Linked DNA regions of Homo sapiens: region 1 is linked to region 2. Evidence: chromatin loops called from intact Hi-C (ENCODE). Cell type or tissue: endothelial cell of umbilical vein. All regions are shown on one strand. Links, peaks and the distances in the headings refer to the core of each region. The heading gives the core; the rest is flanking DNA. Region 1 has its middle 5.9 kb from the start of STAG1-DT. Region 2 overlaps NCK1 (NCK adaptor protein 1).

The links. Peaks named below come from ENCODE experiments on the same cell type or tissue, not always from the same donor. Only the 100,000 strongest peaks of a DNase experiment are listed, where the experiment ranks them.
Region 1: a loop joins it to region 2, with 9 times the contacts of the local background. A loop is called at or near these places in 11 of 110 quality-filtered maps.

What each region holds. Positions count from the first base shown.
Region 1 is chr3:136,757,090-136,760,015 of GRCh38, forward strand. No RefSeq gene overlaps it. Among named protein-coding and RNA genes, the nearest start is that of STAG1-DT, 5.9 kb to the left of the region's middle. In endothelial cell of umbilical vein, for the core only: a CTCF peak has its summit at 1,586 (motif pointing right); no DNase peak of the experiment used is centred there.
Region 2 is chr3:136,947,718-136,950,567 of GRCh38, forward strand. NCK1 (NCK adaptor protein 1) reads left to right here. Exons shown (of 4, transcript NM_001291999.2): 4 at 542-2,850. The coding sequence ends at 736. The region is part of intron 3 of IL20RB-AS1 (IL20RB antisense RNA 1); the gene reads right to left. Among named protein-coding and RNA genes, the nearest start is that of IL20RB, 8.8 kb to the right of the region's middle. In endothelial cell of umbilical vein, for the core only: no CTCF peak of the experiment used is centred there; DNase peaks (open chromatin) are centred at 1,594 and 2,184; H3K27ac peaks cover 255 bases.

The sequences.
Region 1 (2,926 bases), core at 332-2,831, 190 kb before region 2:
GGTAATCACTCTGGATTATTCACACACACACGTTAATTTAAAAAGTTTGGTGTTTCTGAAACAGGATCTCACTCTGCCACCCAGACTAGAGTACAGTGGCACTATCACAGCTCACTGAAGCCTAAAAGTCCTGGGCTCAAGCGATCCGCCTCAGCTTCCCAAGTAGCTGGGACTACAGGCACACACCACCATGCCCACTAACTAAAAAAAAAAAAAATCTTTGTAGAGATGAGGTCTCACTGTGTTGTCCATGCTGGTCTCAAACTCCTGGACTCAAGCAATTCTCCCTAACTTGGCCTCCCAAGATGCTGAGATTACAGGTGTGAGCCACTGCGCCCAGCCTAATGTGACTGTCGTCAGTTAATTTTTCAGCAAACCTTCAGCAGAGGGAAAACTTCCCTTTGTTATTACATATAAAAGTTTTCCCTTCACCCCTACGATATGAAAAATAATGTAATTCTTCAGACACATGCCCATCAGAACTTTAATTCAACTCAATCTCTTAGCCAACCTGGTCCAAAAGTAGATATTTAATGTTATAAATAGAAAAAAAAATGCATTCTATAGCCTATGAAATGGGAAGACATTGAACAGGGGTTGCAATAGTTTAAAAGATTTTTATATAGTGTTGTTTTACTGGGAGCTTTAGATTGCTTTTCTTGTTTTCCTTGCAAATATACCAAATTGTGTTTCTGAAAATGCATTAGTTCTAATTAACATTTATTAACCAATAACATGAAGAACTTTGCTTTATAACCCAAAGAATGAGTTTCTGATTGTGTAGATTGCACAGTTTCTTTAAAATTTGGGCCAGACTTATGTCTTTTTCTCTCTGGATAATTTTAGCACACAAAAGATTTCAGTTATTCTATTGGCCTTACAGTTAGAGTAAGACACATTAAATCAACTTTTTTTGCGTGAGGATAATGGTGATATTTCTTACACAGAAAGGATTTTTAAAGTAAAATTTGGGCCGGGCGCGGTGGCTCATGCCTGTAATCCCAGCACTTTGGGAGGGCAAGGTGGGCAGATCACTTGAGGCCAGGAGTTTGAGACCAGCCTGGCCAACATGGTGAAACCCCATCTCTACTAAAACACAAAAATTAGCCGGGCGTGGTGGCGCACACCTGTAATCCCAGCTACTCGAGGGGCTGAGGCAGGTGGCAAGAGAATCGGTTAAACCCATGAGGCAGAGATTGCAGTGAGCCAAGATTGCGCCACTGCATTCCAGCCTGGCTGACAGAGTGAGACTCCGTCTCAAAAAAAAAAAGAAAAGTAAAATTTGATTCGTCATTCTTCCCTTTCCTTCCCCTTTTTCAGAGTTCCAAGTGCAACTGCTCGATATCTAGAGCAAAGAGAGGTCTTCTGATCAAGCTTCCTCACCCTTCATTTTTACCACCTCCACAAACCCTGTGTTTCAGGGATCATGACCACTGTCTCATCTTAATCTCCCCCAAATCAAGTATTCCTTTGCATTTTTCACTTGGTCACAAGGCATTTGTTCTTTCTTACGTTGGTAGACCTTTGCAATTATCAGAAATAATTTTCCCTTCTTTTCTACTCTTGCAATTAAGGTGTGCTGCCAATTGGTGGCAGTAATATGCCATGGTGTCCTCCCTACTGGATTTAAACCATTATTTTTCCTTTTTTTTTTTAATTTTTTTTCTTTTTGGAGACAGAGTCTCACTCTATTGCCCATGCTGGAGTGCAATGGCGCGATCTCAGCAAACTGCAACCTCCGCCTCCTGGGTTCAAGCAGTTCTCCTGCTTCAGCCTCCCGAATAGCTGAGATTACAGGTGACTGCCACCATGCCCGGCTAATTTTTGTATTTTTAGTAGAGACAGGGCTTCACCATGTTGGCCAGGCTGGTCTCAAACTCCTGACCTTAGGTGATCCGCCTGCCTCGGCCTCCCAAAGTGCTTGAATTACAGGCGTGAGCCACCGCGCCCAGCCTAAAAACACTATTCTTTCTACAACTGAGCAAGCAGCCAGGCCCAGTGACTCACACCTGTAATCACAGCACTTTAGGAGGTTGAGGCAGTCAGATCTTTTGAGGCCAGAAGTTCAAGACCAATCTGGGCAACATAGGGAGACCCCATCTGTATAAAAAATAAAAAATTAGCTGGGCAGGATGGCGCACACCTGTAGTCCCAGCTACTTGTGAGACTGAGATGGGAGGATCACTTAAGTGAGCCATGATCATGCCACTGCACTCCAGCCTGGGTGACACAGCAAGACCCTTTCTCAGATAGGCAGACAGACAGATGTATAACTAAATCAATAAATTCTGCCCCGTTCTTGGTAATAAGATGGTAAGAGGGATCCAGAATACCTTCCCTTTCAGAATCAGTAACCTGGTTATAGGCAAAACTCTATTCTCAAAAAGCAGAGGATCGGAATTGCTCAGATATTTTTTTAAAAAGAAATTTTGGCCAGGCGCGGTGGCTCACGCCTGTAATCCTTACCCAGAACTTTGAGAGGCCAAGGCGGTGCGGATCACAAGGTCAGGAGATCGAGACCGTCCTGGCTAACACGGTGAAACCCCGTCTCCACTAAAAATACAAAAAATTAGCTGGGCGTGGTGGCAGGCTCCTGTAGTCCCAAATACTTGGGAGGCTGAGGCAGGAGAATGGTGTGAACCCGGGAGGCGGAGCTTGCAGTGAGCCGAGATCATGCCACTGCACTCCGGGCTGGGTGACAGAGCGAGACTCCATCTCAAAAAAAAAAAAAAAAAAAACTCACAGGCAGAGGGCTGGAACTAGTGTGGGTAGGAGCTAAGAGTTATTATTATTTAGAGACTCAAGTGCCAGTAGAACAACCGTTTTCTTAGTCCAAGTTTCTTGATGTCCTTGGGATTCCACTTTATGGCTTATTTCAAAAGACCTGTATGAGGCCTGGACTACTTTGAGGAATCATCCTTTTTTT
Region 2 (2,850 bases), core at 351-2,850:
TACATTATTCTTTTGGCTCTTGTAGGCATTTGAGTTTGTAGCCTCTCCTTAAAGTTTAGATTAATTCTCATTTGTGTATTCTTCATTTTTGGGAATTCAGCATGTTATCTCTAAGACAGCTACTGTTAGCTACACATTGAAAAGGGGTTGGGTGGGTATCTTAGACTTTCTCATGTGTTTCTCTGACTGGAGAGAAGATAGCTCTTGTTCTTCAAATATTTAACTAAAGGATTTGCTGTGGGTGTCTGCTGTTGGAGCCGTGGGTGTTAAGAGACTTTTGATTATGCAGGTTTGAATCCTGGCTCTGTTGTTAACTAGATGGATGATATTGGCCAAGTTATTAATAGCTTCTTTGAGACTCAGTTTTCACATGTGTAAAAAGGGTTTGTTTTGAAGAGTAAAGGAGATAATCTATGTAAATAATTTACCATGGTGCCTAGGACTTAGTAAGTGCTTAGATTTTAGCTTTTAGTTTAATATAAAAATACTGATAGAGGGCTTTCAAAATGTTTACTATATGTATCTTTTTTTTCTCTTTTAGCCAAATGATTTCTCAGTATCACTAAAAGCACAAGGGAAAAACAAGCATTTTAAAGTCCAACTAAAAGAGACTGTCTACTGCATTGGGCAGCGTAAATTCAGCACCATGGAAGAACTTGTAGAACATTACAAAAAGGCACCAATTTTTACAAGTGAACAAGGAGAAAAATTATATCTTGTCAAGCATTTATCATGATACTGCTGACCAGAAGTGACTGCTGTGTAGCTGTAATTTGTCATGTAATTGAAGACTGAGAAAATGTTGGGTCCAGTCGTGCTTGATTGGAAATTGTTGTTTCTAAATCTATATGAGAATTGACAATAAGTATTTTTATTATAACTCAGCCCATACATATATACTATGTATGCAGTGCATCTGCATAGAACAGTTCCTTATCCTTGGCCTTCTGTTTTATTGTTTTTTTCTTTGCTGTTTTCCCTTTGCTTCTAATATTACAGTTTTGTATTTTGTAAACAAAAATCAAATAATGCATATCAGAATCTTTATATGGAAGAAATCCTTTATTGCCTTTCCTTTGTTTCCTTGTAAAGGCACCCTGTTCTGTTATGGTTTTTCATTATATAAAATTATTATATCTATATATGACATATGCTAAAATTTCTTGGAGAGTGTTAATCTTTTCTGTGACTAAATAGCAATAATAAGTGGAAAATTAGAAATTATTTCCAGGTATTATATTTGTCACAGGCCATTGTAAATACCAAGTATATTGTGTCTGCCATAATTTTTAAAAATACATTCATTGTCTTCAGTCATACAGCAAGACACATGAGACATAGATTAGAAAACATGTTGTACAATTTTAATTTACAACTGTTGGAAATAAAAATCACTTAATTTTTTTCCAGTGCTTCTCCCTCATCTGGTTATTCAAGAAAACAAAACAGTCTCTGAGATATTTAGCTTTTCAAACTGTAAATAGATGCTCTAGTGTTATTTATTTTTTTAATCCCACTTGTATTATTTTACCTCTAGAGCATCTTGTATTAGGACATGTTATATTTATGCCAGTGGGAAATAAGTTATGGCCAAGTTTTGCAAAAACAGGAAGCAGTGAGATACTTGTTTTTTTCTCCTCACTAAATATCAGTAATTGTCAGGAATGGTATTACCTATTTTCATTTCCTCTTTTCAGCTTTAAGTTTTGTTGATTGGGACACTAAAACTGATGTATACCTGAGGAAAAAATAGAATGTGCTCATGGTTAGGGAAAATTATATTATTTTTAATTTTTTAATTTGTTTTTTAACCAAGTAGGAATTTGGGTGTATGGATAAGAGGCCAATCTGCTTCTGTAGGCTATAGAAGAAAACCAGTTGTATTTTATGGTCATAATTTGTCCCCCTATTATTCTGGAGATTTAAATTTAAGTAAAGTAGCCATCAGTATTTTAATTGAAAAATACTAAAGCCACATAACTGAGTAGGATGTCGTATGATACTTTCAACAAATTCCCTAATGCTGCCTAAGCATATGGATGTTTTAATTCTTTGCTGTTATAAATAGATATCTAATACGCCAGAATTACTGATGGTAAAATTGAAGTTGTGTAACTTGTGAATTTTTTTTATCAATGTTTTAAATATTATTTAAATCTTAAAATCATTTAAAGACTTATGTTGCCACTGGGTGGCAGCCATGGCTTCTCCCACTAAGCAACAGAAGTGACCAAATATAATTAAGACAAATTTTCATCTCTATTACATCTGCTTTTAAAACATTTTAGTTCATATTCTATTATTTTTCTAACTCAGTACTCCTTTGTTGAGGGTAATTATTAGTAGTTAAGTTTTTAATGGAAATAAAAATCATGTATGCTTATCTTTGCTGTAAAATCAAATGAATATAAATTGAGGAAAACTTTAAATTGTTGTAGGATGACTAGTAGTAAACATCATCTTAATTTTTAACATATATTTGATGATGCTTTCCTTTTCTCTGTATGTTTCTGGGTTTTCCCCCAGTCTTCCTTATGAAAAAAATGTATGTTTGTAAAAAGAGAACAATTAATGCTTTGCATCACAGACATAAACTATTCATAGTAAACTGCACTGAGCTGATATTAATAGAGCAGACTTTTGAGAAAGTAGGAGTGTAGTAGCACTGGAAACAGAATGCAAATTTCTGTTCCATAATTAGGTTTATTGTAGCTATAGCGCTCCCAGATAACCCATGTGTGCTAGTAATATCTATTGTGTGCTCTTACTATGGTATAAAAACCTCGCTGGAAGCTACTTATTTTGTACTTAAATATTTTACCAATTTTTAAAAAGTCTTAATCCAATGCT